Linked DNA regions of Homo sapiens: regions 1, 3, 4, 5 and 6 are each linked to region 2. The links are chromatin contacts, found by Hi-C or POLR2A ChIA-PET in ENCODE. All regions are on one chromosome and are shown on one strand. The core of a region is the stretch at or near the end of the contact, and the rest is flanking DNA. Distances in the headings are between cores, read along the strand shown.

The links. A loop is a pair of places that touch in the nucleus more often than their neighbours do. ChIA-PET counts read pairs that join two places held with the same protein, here RNA polymerase II (POLR2A). Pooled maps may share reads with other maps.
Region 1: a map with no recorded cell type shows a loop between it and region 2 (2.1-fold over the local background). The contact joins the enhancer-like site here to the promoter of UTP6 in region 2. A Hi-C loop is called at or near these places in 1 of 37 single-sample maps with no recorded cell type. POLR2A ChIA-PET finds 5 or more read pairs at or near these places in 1 of 52 experiments (PC-9).
Region 3: a loop to region 2 is called in a map of naive thymus-derived CD4-positive, alpha-beta T cell, with 19 times the contacts of the local background. The contact joins the promoter of PSMD11 here to the promoter of UTP6 in region 2. A Hi-C loop is called at or near these places in 1 of 168 maps with a recorded cell type or tissue (naive thymus-derived CD4-positive, alpha-beta T cell) and 11 of 50 pooled maps.
Region 4: a loop to region 2 is called in a map with no recorded cell type, with 4 times the contacts of the local background. The contact joins the enhancer-like site here to the promoter of UTP6 in region 2. A Hi-C loop is called at or near these places in 1 of 37 single-sample maps with no recorded cell type and 2 of 50 pooled maps. POLR2A ChIA-PET finds 5 or more read pairs at or near these places in 2 of 52 experiments (GM10248 and HEK293).
Region 5: a pooled map shows a loop between it and region 2 (4-fold over the local background). The contact joins the enhancer-like site here to the promoter of UTP6 in region 2. A Hi-C loop is called at or near these places in 1 of 50 pooled maps. POLR2A ChIA-PET finds 5 or more read pairs at or near these places in 4 of 52 experiments (H1, HEK293T, RWPE1 and 1 more).
Region 6: a loop to region 2 is called in a map of GM12878, with 4 times the contacts of the local background. The contact joins the promoter of EVI2B here to the promoter of UTP6 in region 2. A Hi-C loop is called at or near these places in 2 of 168 maps with a recorded cell type or tissue (GM12878 and naive thymus-derived CD4-positive, alpha-beta T cell), 4 of 37 single-sample maps with no recorded cell type and 10 of 50 pooled maps. POLR2A ChIA-PET finds 5 or more read pairs at or near these places in 4 of 52 experiments (B cell, activated B cell, activated CD4-positive, alpha-beta memory T cell and 1 more).

Annotation. Positions count from the first base shown.
Region 1 is chr17:31,129,433-31,132,396 of GRCh38, reverse strand. The region is part of intron 1 of NF1 (neurofibromin 1); the gene reads right to left. Among named protein-coding and RNA genes, the nearest start is that of MIR4733HG, 35 kb to the right of the region's middle. Within about 2 kb of position 1,461, at least 2 of the 41 ENCODE cell types and tissues checked have a DNase peak (open chromatin) inside an H3K27ac peak, as active enhancers do.
Region 2 is chr17:31,900,051-31,903,000 of GRCh38, reverse strand. It overlaps UTP6 (UTP6 small subunit processome component), which reads left to right and starts at 1,293. Exons shown (of 19, transcript NM_018428.3): 1 at 1,293-1,465. The coding sequence starts at 1,374. RefSeq lists enhancers at 1,299-1,348, 1,034-1,625, 1,669-1,818.
Region 3 is chr17:32,443,225-32,445,936 of GRCh38, reverse strand. PSMD11 (proteasome 26S subunit, non-ATPase 11) reads right to left here and starts at 1,427. Exons shown (of 14, transcript NM_002815.4): 1 at 1,323-1,427. The coding sequence starts at 1,413. RefSeq lists enhancers at 1,338-1,417, 1,031-1,646 and a silencer at 1,538-1,707.
Region 4 is chr17:31,247,756-31,250,455 of GRCh38, reverse strand. NF1 (neurofibromin 1) reads right to left here. Exons shown (of 58, transcript NM_001042492.3): 30 at 1,337-1,472. Among named protein-coding and RNA genes, the nearest start is that of OMG, 48 kb to the left of the region's middle. Within about 2 kb of position 1,360, at least 5 of the 41 ENCODE cell types and tissues checked have a DNase peak (open chromatin) inside an H3K27ac peak, as active enhancers do.
Region 5 is chr17:30,937,737-30,940,649 of GRCh38, reverse strand. All of the region lies in intron 5 of ADAP2 (ArfGAP with dual PH domains 2), which reads right to left. Among named protein-coding and RNA genes, the nearest start is that of ADAP2, 17 kb to the right of the region's middle. RefSeq lists a silencer at 2,168-2,368. Within about 2 kb of position 1,254, at least 3 of the 41 ENCODE cell types and tissues checked have a DNase peak (open chromatin) inside an H3K27ac peak, as active enhancers do.
Region 6 is chr17:31,312,800-31,315,499 of GRCh38, reverse strand. It overlaps EVI2B (ecotropic viral integration site 2B), which reads left to right and starts at 1,446. Exons shown (of 2, transcript NM_006495.4): 1 at 1,446-1,521. All of the region lies in intron 36 of NF1 (neurofibromin 1), which reads right to left.

The sequences.
Region 1 (2,964 bases), core at 212-2,711, 770 kb after region 2:
AGCTAGTTTTTGTATTTTTAGTAGAAACGGTGTCACTATGTTGGTCAGGATGGTCTCAAACTCTCGACTTCAAGTGATCCATCTACCTCAGCCTCGCAAAGTGCTGGGATTACAGGCATGACCCACCAAGTCTGGCCTAGAAATGAGTCTTTAAAAATACACTGAGGCCAGCCACAGTGGCTCACGCCTGTAATCCTAGCACTTTTGGAAGCCAAGAAAGAAGATCATTTGAGCCCATGAGTTCAAGACCAGCCTGGGCAACAAGGTGAGACCCCGTCTCTACAAAAAAAATTTAAAAATTAGCTAGGGATGGTGACATGTGCCTGTAGTCCCAGCTACTTGAGAGGCTAAGGTGGGAGGACTGCTTGAGCCCAGGAGGTTAAGGCTGCAGTGAACAGTGATCACACCACTGCACTCCAGTCTGGATGACAGAGTAAGACCCTGTCTCAAAAAAATAAAAACGAAATACACAAACAGAAAAAAAAACATGAAAAAATAAAGAAATAAACATTAGGGGTGAAATATTAGACACAACTTCAGTTAACACAGAGATTAAATAGATTATATAAACTCCCCAATTGATTTTATAAGGCTAGAATCACCTTGATATGAAATCCAGACAACAGCTATATAAGAAAATTACAAACCAATCTTACTCATAGATACAAACATCCTAAACAAAATATCAGCAAGTTTACACCAACAACTGATTTGTTAAATTTATACATTTCAATAAGAACAGCCCACAGAATGTAACATCAATGTAATTATTAGAAATCATGAAAAGCCACAGGGAGGGGGCTCCAAGATGGCCAACTAGCTGCAGCCAGTAGGAACATCTCCCAGAGGATCAGGATGACTGGCACACTCTTAGCAGATCTTCAGAGGGAAAGCACTGAGTGCTGACAGAGGGAAGACACAGATGCTGAACTGACGAGGGAAGAAGTAAGGAACCCTGCACAGGGCTACCACGCACCGGGACTTTTTCCTGGCCCCCAGTGACTCCTGAAGAGGCAGTTGAGTTGAACAGGGAAGCAGCAACCCACTCTCACCAGGGGACTCTGGAATCCCTGCAGAAGGAGACTCCTCCACCACAAGGAGACCCCTCAACCACCAAGGACACTTGAGCTGGCAGGGAAAGCTGCTTAGAGAAGTGGTAGGGGCAGAACTCCAGCCAGGGCAGAGCTCAGAGGTTTTGGTGCTGGAGCATCTGTAGTGCAACAGGGCCAGGAGTGCCCATCCCCCAAGGCTCGACTTGCTCCCATAGGAGACTTTAGCCCTAGAGGAACTGCCAGACCTGAACTCTGCAGGGCAGTCTTGCCCATAAGGTGGGGGTGGTGTGACCTGAGTACCCTCAGTCTGCTGGTCTCTCATGGGGCTCCAGCCTGGCCAGGATGCTTGCAGTACTGCCGGGGGGGGCCACATACCAGCTCCTGCACTGACAAGGTGCTGACAGGCAGAGTGCTCCAACCACAGTGATCCCTGTGGAAAAGCACGAGCCTGCCAATACCCTCCTCCCACCGAAGGCTGCTCCATGCTGCTTTGCCTGCAGGCACTCGCCCATGGCCACCCTCCAAATGCTTTGCCCACACGTGTGCACAGGTGTACCTTGTTTTCCCTTCCCCGCCAGCACACATGCGTGCAAGCACCCTCCCATGCCACTGCAGCCAGCGTGAGTACACCCTGCCTATCCCTCCATGGCCATTGTCAAGGGAGCACTGGCAGGTACAGAGCCCACCAGTGCCATCCCCACCAGCACTGAGCCCCTGCACCAACATGAAACTAGGCAGAGAAAACAGAGGACCCACCCCCACCCCTTACCGGCCACTGAAGCCAGCATGAACGTGCACAGAGGGCACACCCAGTCCTGCACCCACCAGCACCCTGCCCCTGTGCTAACACCACCACCAGTGCATGTGTACCAGCAGCCCCCCGCCCTGGCCTTACTGCCACTGTTGCTGCCAATGCCCACATGGAGGCCAGCACCCTGTGGCCTTGCTGCCACTGCTACTGGCACATGCGAACAAGAATTGATTCCACTGCCACCCCCTACACTTTGGCTGGCACAACCCACGGGAGTATTGTGACCAGAGGTCCAGGAGCACCTCGGCCCCTCCAGTGCAGCAGGTTCCTAACCTTAAAGAACCAGAGAACAAAGCTGGGGCCCAATGCCAGTCCCCCAGAGTTGGAGGACCCATGTACTCCGGGAGTCCTGAGATGAGCCCTGGCCCCTCCAGTAATGAAGCCAGTTAACTGAACCTACCTTGTACCACAAACATCCAAGGTCATCATATAGGATAAAAAAAAAAAAACAAAAAAAAACAGCGACTTCAAAGACTGAAGGAACATCAGCCCACAAAGATGACAAAGCACCAACACAAGAACTCTGATGACTCAAAAAGCCAGAGCATCTTCTTTCCTCTAAAACAAACGACTGCACTAGCTCTCCGGCAAGGGTTCTGAACTGGACTGAGATGGTTGAAATGACAGAAACAGAATTCAGAATATGGATAGGAATGAAAATCATTGAGATTCAGGAGAATGTTGAAACCCAATGTAAGGAAGCTACCCACAATAAAACGATACAGAGCTGACAGACAAAATAGCCAGTATAGAAAAGAATATAAACGACCTCATACAGCTAAAAAACACTCTATAAGAATTTCATGGCCGGGCGCAGTGGCTCACACCTGTAATCTCAACATTTTGGGAGGCCAAGACAGGCGAATCATGAGGTCAGGGGTTCAAGACCAGCCTGGTCAACATGGTGAAACCCCGTCTCTACGAAAAATACAAAAAATCAGATGGGTGTAGTGGCAGGCACCTGCAATCCCAGCAACTCAGGAGGCTGAGGCAGGAGAATCGCTTGAACCCAGGAAGCAGAGGTTGCAGTGAGCTGAGATCGTGTCACTACTCTGTCTCAAAAAAAAAAAAAAAAAAAATTTCATAATGCAATCGCAAGTA
Region 2 (2,950 bases), core at 44-2,543:
CTATCTTTGTCTTACATTCGTGATTTCCTTCCACTTCTGACATGTCTTACAGCTGAAGGATTCAAGAAATGGTGTAGCACAAGCCAACCCTCGTCTCAGTTCTGAGATGAGTGGGTAAAATGTGAAAGGAAAGAAAGAAATGCAAGGCACAGAGGTGGAACATGGTTTTGCTGAGCCCATTCTCCTTTCATAAATCACACACAGGATCCAGGTGCTAATGTGAATGTTGAAATAAGCAGATTTAGCAAGAACTGCTGCTTTGGCTTTTTTATATCCAGAACTAAAAAAGAACTGAACCATGTAGTTATCATTTGAGGTTTACTAACTATACCAGCAATATTGCCTCCAAGCTGTGTTGCCTGGTGTTTCTCTTAGAAATGCTAAGTTGCTTGGGCAATGGTTTAAGGAGGGTGTCTATACCTTAGTGATTTATTTTGGTAATTCTCAAACTTTTCAATACAAAAATCTCCTTTTCTAAAAAGAATTTATAGTGTCTGATATTCACCTAGGGACATATATTTTGAAAGCTATTGCTTACAAAGACAGGATATTGATTTAAATAATAAACAATTCTATTTTATTTATTTATTTATTTAGAGACGGAGTTTCACTCTTGTTGCCCAAGCTGGAGTGCAATGGCGCGATCTCGGCCTCCCAGGTTCAAGCGATTCTCCTGCCTCAGCCTCCCGAGTAGCTGGGATTACAGGCGCGTGCCAGCACGCCCAGTTAATTTTTTTGCATTTTTAGTAGAAACGGGGTTTCATCATGTTAGCCAGGATGGTCTCGAACTCCTGACTTCAGGTGATCTGCCCGCCTCGGCCTCCTAAACTGCTGGGATTACAGGCATGAGCCACCGCGACCGGCTTTCAAAAATGTTTAATTGTACAATATCCTCCTCCTTTGCTTTTTTTTTTGTTGTTGTTCTTGGTGTTGGGAAGTCAGGACGTGGGATGGGAGACAATATTCTGAAGAAAATGCATCTCGTGTCCCTTTCAGGCTTGAGCAGCCCACCTCTCTACACCTGGAGGCGCTTTTCCTGATGGCTGTCCAAGTCTAGCGGCGCGCGCACTTAACCCCTCCCTCCCGTCTAGCCCCGCCCCTCAACTCCTGTCCGCTAGAGTCGTCCTGCCCAAGACCAGGGCGGGTTCTCGCTGCAATCCCACAATCGGCCACAGGGAGGGGACGGTGGCTGTAGAAGCCGAAGGGCCTTCCCCTAAGTAGGAGGTGGCGGAAGCGGAAAAGGCGGGACCTAGGGAGCACGTTACGTCCGGACGCGTCGGTGGTAGGGCTGGGTCTCCGAACCTGAAACCGGGAGCTTCCTGCTCGTGTTCGCTGTTGAGAAGCTACCCGCGGGGTTGTAGACCTCGGACCTCATGGCAGAGATAATTCAGGAACGCATAGAAGATCGGCTCCCGGAATTGGAACAGCTGGAGCGCATTGGACTGTTCAGTCATGCGGAGATTAAGTGAGAGAGGGTTGGGGAGAGGGAAGAGCTGAGGCGGCCTGAGGGGAGGTTGGGAGTGTGTGGCAGGGGCTAGATGTGGGGACGCTCGACCTGTGTTTACTTTTCCTAACGTGGTGGAAGCCCATTTCTCGTTTTCGGTGATGTCCAGAATTAATTTTTCATTCGTTGCAAGGTAATCCGTCCGTCTACTTACCCATCAGACGTTTTGACAGCCCTTCATGGAGCCGGGTCTTAGGGCTGTAAAGGTGATAAACCCAGGATTCCTGCTCATTAGGAGCTAATTGGGCAGAGTGTGGTGGGGGAGACAGACAAATTAAATATTTTGATAACAGTGTACTGTAAGTTGATTGTAGTACCTTGTACTGCTGTAGGGATGGGAACAGAGTGCTGTGAGAGCCCAGGGGGAGTGGATAAATTCCTAACTAGACTTGAAGGTGGGGACCATTGAAATCAGTTTCATATGCTACTCCAGAGCCTAACTACAGCGCCTGGCACATGGTAGACATTCAGTAGCGTGTTAAAATTATGTTTAATAGTTTTTAATGGTTTCTGTGACTGTTGCTTTGTTTTGCAACGTCTGAATGTAGTAATGTGACTCAGAGCTTCAAAGTAAGCATTCGTTAATGAAACACAAAACAAAGCAGTGTGGACGCTTAGAAAGTGCTCAGTTAAGGTTAATGTTACCATTACTAAAGACACCTGTCTTGCACATCTTGCATTAAATTCTCCTAATATATATTTGTCATATGTTCATTCCTTAGCTAAGGACTCTGAATCTTCTCCCGTAAGTCCTTCGTAGTAATAAGTCTTTTAAGGCAGACGCAATTTAGATTTTTAAAAAAATTTACATGTTGAGAACTCAGAAATAAGAGGAATTTCGGAAAGAAATTTATTATTAAAATTTAAGTGACCTGAACTTGGAGTAAAAGAAGTCTTTATTAATACCAGCCAGGCGCTGTGGCTCACGCCTGTAATCCCAGCACTTTGGGAGGCCGAGGTGGGTGGATCACGAGGTCAGGAGTTCGAGACCAGCCTGGCCAATATGGTGAAACCCCGTCTCTACTAAAAATACAAAAATTAGCTGAGCGTGGTGGTGAGCGCCTGTAGTCCCAGCTACTCGGGAGTCTGAGGCAGGAGAATCGCTTGAACTCGGGAGGCCGAGGTTGTAGTGAGCCAAGATCATGCCACTGCACTCCAGCCTGGGCGACAGAGCGAGAAAAAAACAAACAAAAAAAACACCATACATAAATGGTATAAAGTTCTTAATTGTATTTGCTTTGCTGGTGGGAATGTCATTGGTTTTGGGAGTTGATTAAGATGATTTTCCTGAAAGTTTAAAAATGAACCCTTAAGAACACAAAAGTAATTGTGTAAGAGAATACTTTTTTTTTTTGAGATGGAGTCTTGCTCTGTCGCCAGGCCAGAGGGCAGTGGCGCGATCTCGGCTTACTGCAACCTCCGCCTTCCAGGTTCAAGCAATTTTCC
Region 3 (2,712 bases), core at 178-2,677, 540 kb before region 2:
GATTGAGATGACTCTGGTTCCGTAGAAGTAACTGACCTAAGATCAGAACTTTTAAAATGAAACACCTTTTACCAATATCATTCAAAGATACACCTTGACGCCCACTTCCTCTCCTTCTCTAGTATCCCCAATGATAAAGTATCAAGATCTTGTCATTGTCCTTTCTCCGTGCAGGTCTGGAATACCAAAATTCAACACACTAAGTCAAATGCCAACATCTTGCAAGTCCCACATACAGGTGCATTCTCATACTACTTGTTGAGCCAATTCAGATCTTCCCAAACTACACTACAAAGATGCCATTACATGTGCAGTGAAGAGCTAGTCCAAGCCCTAATTGAATCCTTTATGAGTGAACATTAACGTCTTCTTCTGTCGTAATAAATTTCTGTTCACACTTGAATCCCAACAGAAAGCTGCCGGAAGCGACTGGCTGGGATTCCCATTTCAGTTTTCCTGTTGTGTGTAGGTGTAAGACCATCGTTATTACAGCGTTAAGAAATTTTAATTTTTCCGGCAACATGCAGCCGACCCGTTCCAAAGAATTCCCTGAACTCCGCGGCTGACAACTAACTCCCTTAACTCACTTCCAACCCCTACAGGCAGTCTGGAAAGATTAGTCACCTCCTCTAGCCAGGCGGTCCCGCTCCAACACCTCACTCTTACACCCTACACAGAGCAGATGAGCGTCTCGGCCACCTCCACAAACCAAATGCCAATCTGAGGTGTGTGTCACCCCTGAATTTCCCACATTCTGAAAGAGACCCTCCTCTTAGTGGAGCTTTCTGCCGTGGGGCTGAGGAGTAGCAGCTCCCAGCGTCCCGTGGAAGGAAACTCCCAGAGAAGAGCAAGCGCTCGCGCTCCCACCCGGAGCAGGCTGTGCTGATTACAACGGCGGGAAATGCCTGTCCAGAGCTGGTTTCGCCAAGGCCTTTCAAGTAGAGACTCTAGGACCAGTCCGTGACAAGCACGCCGGCCGGCACTGCTCCGGGTCCCAGACCAGCTCGTGCGGGCCAGAGCCGGGGACATGGCTAGGGAGGGATCCCCGGGGGCCCGGCTCGGCCCACTCTCCCACCCTACGCTGAGCCCCCCGTGAGTCAGCAGCCGGCGAGGGGACCCGGGGATTGCCTCAAGCCCTCCCACAAGAGTGAGACCTGGGAGGCTCTGGGGAGCTCCGAGCGGCCTGCGCCCCCGGCCCGGCCCCCCTCACACAGTGAGTCAGCAGCATCAGAGCCGGCTAGCCGGGCCCCTCTCCGCTGCCGCCGACCGACATAAGCCGAGCTGGGCCGGCGGGGCCGGGGAGGCGGCGCGGCGACCTTTACCGATGGAGTGGAGGATGTCGATGGAGGCCTCCCGGTCGGTGCTGAGTAGAGACTGGGCTCTCTGGAACTCCACCACCGCCGCCGCCGCCATCTTACCGCTCTCACACCGTCCCCGGCCGCGGCCGCCGACGCCGGAAACACACACCCGGAAAGCCCGCCCTCGGGTCCCTCCGCCTGTAGCTCCCGTGGCTCCGTTCCCAGAGCACTCCGGGAGTTGTAGTCTCTCCGCCGGGCGCGGGCTGAGGGGTGGGGAGAGCGGGACCGCCTCGCAGGTGGGCTGCAAGCTCCCCAGCGCCTCCTAGCGGGCGGCCGGCGAGGAAAAGAGGCGGTGCCCCGCAGTGGGAGCTCTAGATCGGTCCCCGCCCACCCCAAAAGAGGCTTCTTGATTCCGGCCCCGCTCGCGCACCCCTGAGAGGGGTTCCTGAGTACTGGGCTAGGTATTGAGTCAAAGCTGCGTGGCTTTCTTTGCGGCTTCCACGATTTAACCATTCATTCGGGACGATAAGTGACCTTATAAAGTGCTCGCTATGTGGCAAAGAATAGCACCATTCGAATGCGTTCCAGTGTCTGACGCCTGTGCGCCGCACACACGCTTTCCAGGCTTGACTCCCGCAGAACGCTGGCCGGCAGGTGGGCAAACCCGCCAGGACCGGAGAAAACTGTCCTCACGCGCCCATTTAACCTTGGGACAGTGCTGGACGTGATGAAGTGAAACATCACCTTTGCTCCATTCACGCCACAAATACCTCTTGGGAATCCACAGAAGCCTCACCCAGCTCCCCAGCTCAAAGAAAAAAAAAAAAAAAGGAAGGAAGGAAGGGAGGGAGGGAGGGACGGAGGAAGGAAAAAATTGAATTATTCTTCCCAATATCTTCAGCCCCTTCAACTAAAGTCACAGATATCAGTGAAGACGTCGTGTGGACGGAAAAATGACATTCTATGAGACCACTTAGGGTTAAACTTAAGAAAGGTGCTAAAAGGATACAAAGACAATTCAGTATTAAGGAAGACCTTTCTCTAGGTGATGACGATCCAAAAATGGAATGTGCTGTCCCATAAAAGGAGGCAAAAAGGGGACTAACATTGCACACCCTCCTCTGTAAGTGGATTAGGCCATTTATATTCCTCTATCTCCTTTTATTCTCCCAACAATGTTCTGTAAAGCAGATATTTACTCCCCTTTAATATGTGAGGAAACAGGGGTTTGAGTTATTTGGTGAAGCTCAAATCGTGATTGGGAGAGATAAGAGCTGCCGGTTAGGGAATGCCTTCCTAATTCCTGGGTGTGTTCACGTGAAAAGTAGTTGACATCTCATCAGGTTGTTGTAAACAGGATTCATGACTTTGATGGAGAGTTGGATTAAATGGCTTCTAGCAAGGCGCGGTGGCT
Region 4 (2,700 bases), core at 111-2,610, 650 kb after region 2:
CTTGCTCTCTGAAACCAGTTACTACTAGGCCAACCAAGAAGCTGACCCAGACTATTTTTAATATGTGCTATTTCCTGTCTGCCTAGTTTCATCAATAGAACAATTACTAAATAAAATTTAAAGAGAAACCTGAATACAGCCCAAACTTGAGAAGATATTCACTGTATTAAGTTTCATATTATAACTAAACTACCCTTTAGACTCAGACTTAACTAGTTGAAAAAACTATACAGGATTTTCCTAAGTTTCCTTGAGCCTTTTTGTAAAGGCAGAAAAGTCATGATAAATTAAGAGAGACAAGGTTAAGTATGTTTTATCATCTATGTATACCGTGAAAAGCTTTTTTACAGATAGAACAGATACATCTTTAAAAATAGCAATGGTGAAAAAATTCACATAGAGCAGCCTCAAACAGCTTTTAAAATGGTGATTTCAATGATGCTGTTAACGTCTCTAAGCAACTGAAGCCGTGTGCTAAAAAAGCAAATGGCTGCGATGACTCTGCAAAGAGAGAGACACAAAGACATGGGTTTTGATAACTGTGTATTTCCCTTATATCCACCCCTATCCCAAATTCCAGACCCACTAATGTTTCTTCCAGAATCACAGTTTCCAAAAGGCTAATATGCATTTGCAGGACCTCCCTTGGAATAAATAATTCCTAAAACTGCAATGTGCAATTCAAAAACACAGTAGAAGACATAAAAGAACATAGACCGAATTCCCTAAAAAAGAAGGCCATGACTATGGCTATTTTCTGAGTTCAGACGCATTACTTGCAGTGCTAGTGTTAGAAGGTCTAATAATTTGGTCTGAATGATGATGCAGTATCTCTTTTAAGAAATATGCTACATAAAGTAAACAGAACAATCAGTCTATCCTGGGAAAACCTGACACAAACTAATTATACATTAATGAAGAAACCAAAATCACAGATGATCAAGCAATTCACAATGCAAAAAGCAAGGAGGAGACCCGCCTCAACTGTGAAACACCCTGTAAATAATTTAGGTTAATAGATGACAACAACAAAAATCCATAATATGTTCATTTCAGCCACATCCATCATACCCAATGGATTCACTGCATTTTAAACTTGCTCCCAATGCAAGTAAAATTTAGTATTTTAAAGTATTCTCTTACTTCAAACTGTTGCCTAAGTAATATTTAAGTTTTTTTCAAAGACAATTCCAACAATTCTCAATGTATTATTCATCCAAACTGACTCAGTATTATAGTTAACCACACACCATCAGCAGCTAGATCCTTCTTTGATAAAGCATTCTTCATAATTTAACTTTAGATTAATAATGGTAATCTCTAACTGTAAGCATACCTGGTATAAACAGTGGCACACACTTCGAAGTTGAGGGGGGAATTCTGAGGAGGAACTGATGATGGCATGGAAGAACTTTTCAGTCATCTGAAGGAGGTTCCGCTGGTTTTCCTCAAGGCTCTCTGATGGTTCTAACCTACAAAAAAATAAAAATAAAATCCTAACACTTTTGTTTAAAACAAATAACAAAAATCACTCCTTAAAAGAGACTCTTATACAGACATTAAGCCAAGTGCAACGTGTAGACTTCATTGGAATCTTTAAACAACCAACTATAAAAAAAAAAAAGACAACTTTGACAGGGCTGGATGGCTTACGCCTGCAATCCCAGTACTTTGGGAGGCCAAGGCTGACAGATCATTTGAGGTCAGGAGTTCAAGACCAGCCTGGCCAACATGGTGAAACCCCATCTCTACTAAAAATACAAAAATTAGTCAGGTGCCTGTAATCCCAGCTACTCAGGAGGCTGAGGCAGGAGAATCACTTGAACCTGGGAGGTGGAGGCTGCAGTGAGCCAAGACTGCACCACTGCACTCCAGCTTGGATGAAAGGGCAAGACTGAATCTCAAAAATAAAAATAAAAAAAAAGACAACTTTGAGATAACTGAAAAAAATTTAACAGAAAACTAGTCTTAGATATATTATTCAGGATTATTAACTTTAATTTGTGTGGAAATACTCAGGCTGCACATGCACGTGTATGTGTGTTTAAGTCTGTATATGTTAGAAACATGATCTCTGAGATATGCTTTAAAATACCCAAGCAACAAAAGGGGGAGAGAGGGGACAGATAAAACAAGAATATCATGTATTTTTCCAATTCACAATCCTCTATGTGTATATGCCCATATGAAAAAATTAACACACACATATGAATGATGCAGGTGTTTTTTTTTTTTGGTGGGGGGTGGGGGCGGGGGATGGAGTTTCACTCTCGTTGCCCAGGCTGGAGTGTGATGGCGCAATCTCAGTTCACTGCAACCTCCGCCTCCCGGGTTCAAGTGATTCTCCTGCCTCAGCCTCCCAAGTAGTTAGGATTACAGGCATGGGCCACCACGCCCGGCTAATTTTATATTTTTAGTAGAGACAGGGTTTCACCATGTTGGTCAGGCTGGTCTCAAACTCCCGACTTCAAGTGACCCACCTGCCTCGGCCTCCTAAAGTGCTGGGATTACAGGCATAAGCCACCACGCCCGGCTGAATGATGTAGGTCTTTACTTTTTTCATCAATAGTAACAAAAGGCAACTTTCATCTTTCACTCTACATTATGTTTCTGAGATTTATCCATGTTGATAGATGAAGATATAGTTCACTTTACTGCATAATAGTCTATTGTATACCATGATTTATCTATTCTCTAATT
Region 5 (2,913 bases), core at 5-2,504, 960 kb after region 2:
TTCTAACTTCTTTTTGTTTTCTAATCTTAAAAAATCTGTAAAGGAGGCCGGGCATGGTGGCTCACGCCTGTAATCCCAGCACTTTCAGAGACCAAGGCGGGCGAATCACTTGAGGTCAGGAGTTCGAGACCAGCCTGGCCAACATGGTGAAACCCCGTCTCTACTAAAAATACAAAAATTAGCCCAGCATGGTGGCCAACGCCTGTAATCCCAGCTCCTGGGGAGGCTGAGGCAGGACAATCACTTGAACCTGGGAGGCGAAGGTTGCAGTGAGCCGAGATCGTGCCACTGTACTCCAGCCTGGGCGATGAAGCGAGACTCCATCTCGAAAAAAAAAAAATCTGTAAAGGGTACCCATCTTTCTTCAGTTAATAGTGTAAAAAAAAAGGCCAGGCGTGGTGACTTATGTCTGTTATCCTAGCACTTTGGGAGACTGAGGCTGGTAGATCGGTTGAGTTCAGGAGTTCAAGACCAACCTGGGCAACATGATGAAATCCTGTCGTTGCCAAAAAATACAAAAATTAGCCAGGCATGGTGGTGTGTGCCTGAAGTCTCAGCTACTCGGGAGGCTGAGGTGGAAGGAGCGCTTGAGCCTGGGAGGTTGTGGCTGCAGTGAGCTAGAATTGCACCACTGTACTCCAGCCTTGGTGAAAGAGCAAGACCCTGTCTCAGAAAACAGCATAAAAAAACAAAATGTAAAAAAGACTGCATTGGCATGGTTAAATTCCCAGGACCCTCAATTGCTAGGGGATGGACTAAATGGCTGGTGTCATCACTTATAAAAGTGTCTTGACCTTGATGGAGCTTATGTTGAGAAATAAAGTTTATATCTTTAATTTTAATCTCATTTGTCCAATACCTTTTTTTTTTTTTTTTTTGGAAATGGAATTTTGCTCTTTCGCCCAGGCTGGAGTGCAGTGGCGCCATCTCGGCTCACTGCAAGCTCCGCCTCCCAGGTTCGGGCCATTCTCCTGCCTCAGCCTCCTGAGTATCTGCGACTACAGGCGCCTGCCACCACGCCCAGCTAAGTTTTTGTATTTTTAGTAGAGACGGGATTTCACCGTGTTAGCCAAGATGGTCTCAATCTCCTGACCTCGTGATCTGCCTGCCTCGGCCTCCCAAAGTGCTGGGATTTCAGGTGTGAGCCTCCGAGCCTGGCCTCCAAGAACTTTTTGAAGTGCTTTGTATAGAGCTTGGGGCTTTTTTTTTTTTTTTTCAGTTTCACTTTCTTTATACTTCATTTCCTTTTTTGTATTACCCAAAAGTTTTACCTAAAAATTAGTTACCTTTATGATTTTAAAATATCCACTTTGGGAAATAAATAAAAAAGAACATAGGGAGCCCATTCTATTTTTGGACTATTCTAGACTGAACTGGCGTAGGACTGAAAAACAGATCAACTTTTTTCAACCAATGATGAGGCCCTGTCCGAGAGACCAACTCGCAGCAGCTGCTGGGGTTTGGTGACCTTTCCTAACTGCAGTAGCGCTTTCTCTTCCGGCCTTTTGTACCATTTCAGCAAAAATGTTGAAAAAGCCACATTTTTCAGTGCTTTACATTGAAGACTGGGAAAAAATTCTTCCTCTAACTTGGAGGGTAAAGATTCTTCATCCCTTAACACTTTTTACTTGGTCCCAGACTGTGGCCACATTGGACAGACCTTTTATATTATTATTTATACAAATTTATGGGGTACATGTGAAATTTCGCTACATGTATATAATGTGTAGTGATCAAGCCAGGATATTTAGGGTGTTGGTCACCAGAGTATTTTTGTTAAGCATAGTTACCCCACTCTGGTATCAAATATTGAATTTATTCCTTGCATCTTACAATGTTTGTACCCTTTAACCCACTTCTCTTCATCCTCCCTTCTCCTCCCCATAGACAGACCTTTTAGCATTGCTCTGGTCTGCCTAGAAAAGCAACAGGGGGAATATATAATAATTCTACATATAGGAAATAGAGTAAGGTGAAGGCTAAAGTGCTCAGAGCTTATCCTTCTCTTACTTTGTTGGCCACAATTTCACATTCTCTTTGCTGAAAACTTCTTATCTTTCTGTCCTTTAAATACTGGAATGCCCCAGGGCTCAATGGGGTAGATGGTCTCCAAAGATGGCGCTCACCCAGTCTTTCCCTCCCAGTGTATACGTGACCCTCTATCCATGAAGAGGTTGAATCTATTTCCCCTCCCCTTGAATCAGGGCTTGTTGCATGACTTGCTTTGACCAACAGAATGCAGCTCCTGGTTAGCCTTCCAGAGGTCTGGTAGCATTTGCTTTTGTTTAGGGAAGTCAGCAGCCAAGCCACAAGAAAGCTTAAGCTAGACTCCTGAATGAGAAAGACAGAGCCCCCATATAGAGTACACCAAGGCACCAGACATGAGTGAAAGCTTCTTTGGGTCTCTGGCCAGCTAAGGGCAGCAGAGTAGCCCAGCTGATGCCACATGGAGTACACCAGAACAGCCGAGGCCTCCTCAAATTCCTGACCCATAGGATTGTGAGAAATAGTAAATTGATATTTTAAGCCATTAAGTTTTAGGATGGTTTGTTACTCAGCAACACATAACCAAAATACTCAGTCCTTGAACACCTTTTTCCTGCTTAGGTGATCCTAGCCAGTCCCATTACTAAACCAGTCTACATGCTGACGACTCCAGTTCCAAACTCTCTCCAAGCCTCCAAATCAGACATCCAACTTCTGCCACTTGGGTTTAGAATTCAGGAAACATACATCCAACTTCTTTCCCCATGTCTCTACTGGATGACTCATAGGCATCTCAAAATAAAAAGGACTTTTGAGCATCCCCTTAGGGGTCTAAGTCTTTGCCACCTTAGTAAATAGCAAATCTATTCTTGTAGTTTTATAGAGCAAAAATCTGGGAATCATCCTTGATTCCTCTTACTCTCACAC
Region 6 (2,700 bases), core at 197-2,696, 590 kb after region 2:
TTGATACAGTCACGCAACGTGAAATAATCACATCATGGAGAATGGGGTATCCATCCCTTCAAGCACTTATCCTTTGTGTTACAAAGGATCCAATTACACTTTTAGTTATTTTAAAATGTATAATTATGGTATTAATGACAGTCACTCTGTTGTGCTATCAAATAGGTCTTATTCATTCTTTCTATTGTTTTTTGTACCTATTAACTGGTAACACCATCTCCCCAACCCCTCATTACCCTTTAGTAACAAGTTAACTTTAGTTAACTTCTTATTTAAAAAATGATCCCCAATTTATTTTATTTTCCACTGAGAAGTAACTACTTTGTGGGTAATCAAATAAATAGTTGAGAACTTGAACTCAAAAGTCACTAGTAAAATATTTGGTCAAAATAATTTAATTACAAATATACAAATGGCAAACAGGCATACGAAAGGGTACTCAGCACCACTGATGAGAGAAATGCAAATCAAAACTACAATGATACCTCATCTCACCCCAGTTAAAATGGCTTATACTCAAAAGACAGGCAATAACAAGTGCTGGGAAGGGTGTGGAGAAAATGGAACTCTCGTACGCTGTTAGTGGGAATGTAAATCAGTAAAACCACTATGGAGAACAGTTTGGTGGTTCCTCAAAAAACTAAAAATAGAGCTATCATATGATCCAGCAATCCCACTGCTAGGTATATACCCAACAGAAAGGAAAACTGTACAAAGAGACATCTGCACTCCCACTTTTGTTGTAACACTATTCACAACAGCCAAGATTTGGAAGCAACCTAAGTGTCTATAAACAGATGAATGGATAAAGAAAATATGGTACATATACACAATGGAGTATTATTCAGCCATAAAAAAGAATGAGATCCTGTCATTTGCAAAATAATGTAATTATACTTTTACCCTGGACTTTTTATATTATGAGGAAATAACATTACATTTATTGGTTACCTGCAGTTGGTGAGGCATTTATACATGTTATATTATGCTATCTTATTTAATCCTCACAATAACCCAATAAAATATTCCTTTAGAGGAGGAAACGGTGACTCAGAAGTGCAGAGTCTTGCCTAAGGTCATACAAGTAAACAGAACACATCACTCACTTCTTATGAGAAGAAATCTCACTGTAAGTGATAACCCAACTGGCAGCTTTTCTTCTTAGAACATGTAATTTTCTCTTCGGGACTCCATCCTAAATATTTAATTTACATAATCATATTACTAGAGTATCTCAAATATTTATTTACATAATTAAAAGCACTCAAATCATAGGGCTCCAAAATGTATTTCAAAATAAGTTCTGTTAAAGTAATATATTTCTTAGTCACTTTGTGGTTTATTGCACTTCCGGAACCAGCTATTGATAAACTTCCTCTTTTTCTACAGAAACTATTTCAGTTTGCTAGAGGAACATTTTAAATCTGAATTGAACCACCCATTTTCCTTTCTTAGCCAAATCACCAAAATGTCCAGTTAGAACAAGAATTTAGCATTCTGCAAAAGAAGTTAACAGCTGAGGTAAGAAAATTTTCACACAATTTGGTTTGATCTTGCTTTATATAAAATTTATTTTAAAAACTGTCATTAGTGTTTTAAACTTAAACTCTGATAGTCTAAAGATGTCTATAACAGGTTTTTGTGGTTTTGTTGCATAGAATTAAAAAATACTCAGTTCAGCTTGCCTTAGAAAAATATTTTCACCTAGGTTTGTATAAGACCTTTTAAGTTTATTTAATCTCACACACACACACACACACACACACACACACACACATATTTTTTTTTTTTTTTGAGATAGAGTCTTGCTCTGTCTCCCAGGCTGGAGTGCAGTGGCACGATCTCAGCTCACTGCAACCTCCACCTCCTGGGTTCAAGCAATTCTCCTGCTTCAGCCTCTCAAGTAGCTCGGATTACAGGCGCCCACCACCACGCCTGGCTAATTTTTTTGTATTTTTAGTAGAGATGGGGTTTCACTATGTTGCCCAGGCTGGTCTCCTACTCCTGACCTTGGGTGATCCGCTTACCTCCGCCTCCCAAAGTGCTGGGATTACAGGAGTGAGCCACCGCTCCCAGCCACAATCATATTTGTTAACCTTAGTTTTAGAATTAAAAAGAAACTATAGCCATGGCAGATAAAGCTAAGGGTTAGAAATAGAACTAGATTCCACAGGCTATGACTGAATTTATAACCTCCAAAATATTAATTGTTAAAAGTTCTAATGTACTTTTTATAGAATTTTCCTGTACATAATATAATGCATAAATTAAAATTTTTGTATCCCCTTTAGTTTGCATAGTAAGAATGGTCACTTTCACTTAATTTAGAAAGAAAAAGAAATCAGATGTGGTATTTGACTATTATTATTATACATGCTTTATTTTTTACATATAGATTTTATATTTAATAATGATGACATGAAAACATTATGGCTCATTTTAAAAGCTTACTAAGCCAAAAATGTTAGTCAATAATCAAACATGCATGCGTATATTAATATCATCTACGTGTTTATGTCACATTATCTGAGACTTTAGAACATAGTATAAGATAGAAGAAACCTATAGAATAAACAATAGAAAATTGTTAATATGCATAAAAGATGCTTGCTGTGGGTAAAATGGGCAAATAAAAACTGCAAAGAGTATTTTACATAGACTTGTAATTTCAGGGAATAATATGTTCATAGTGGGTGATAT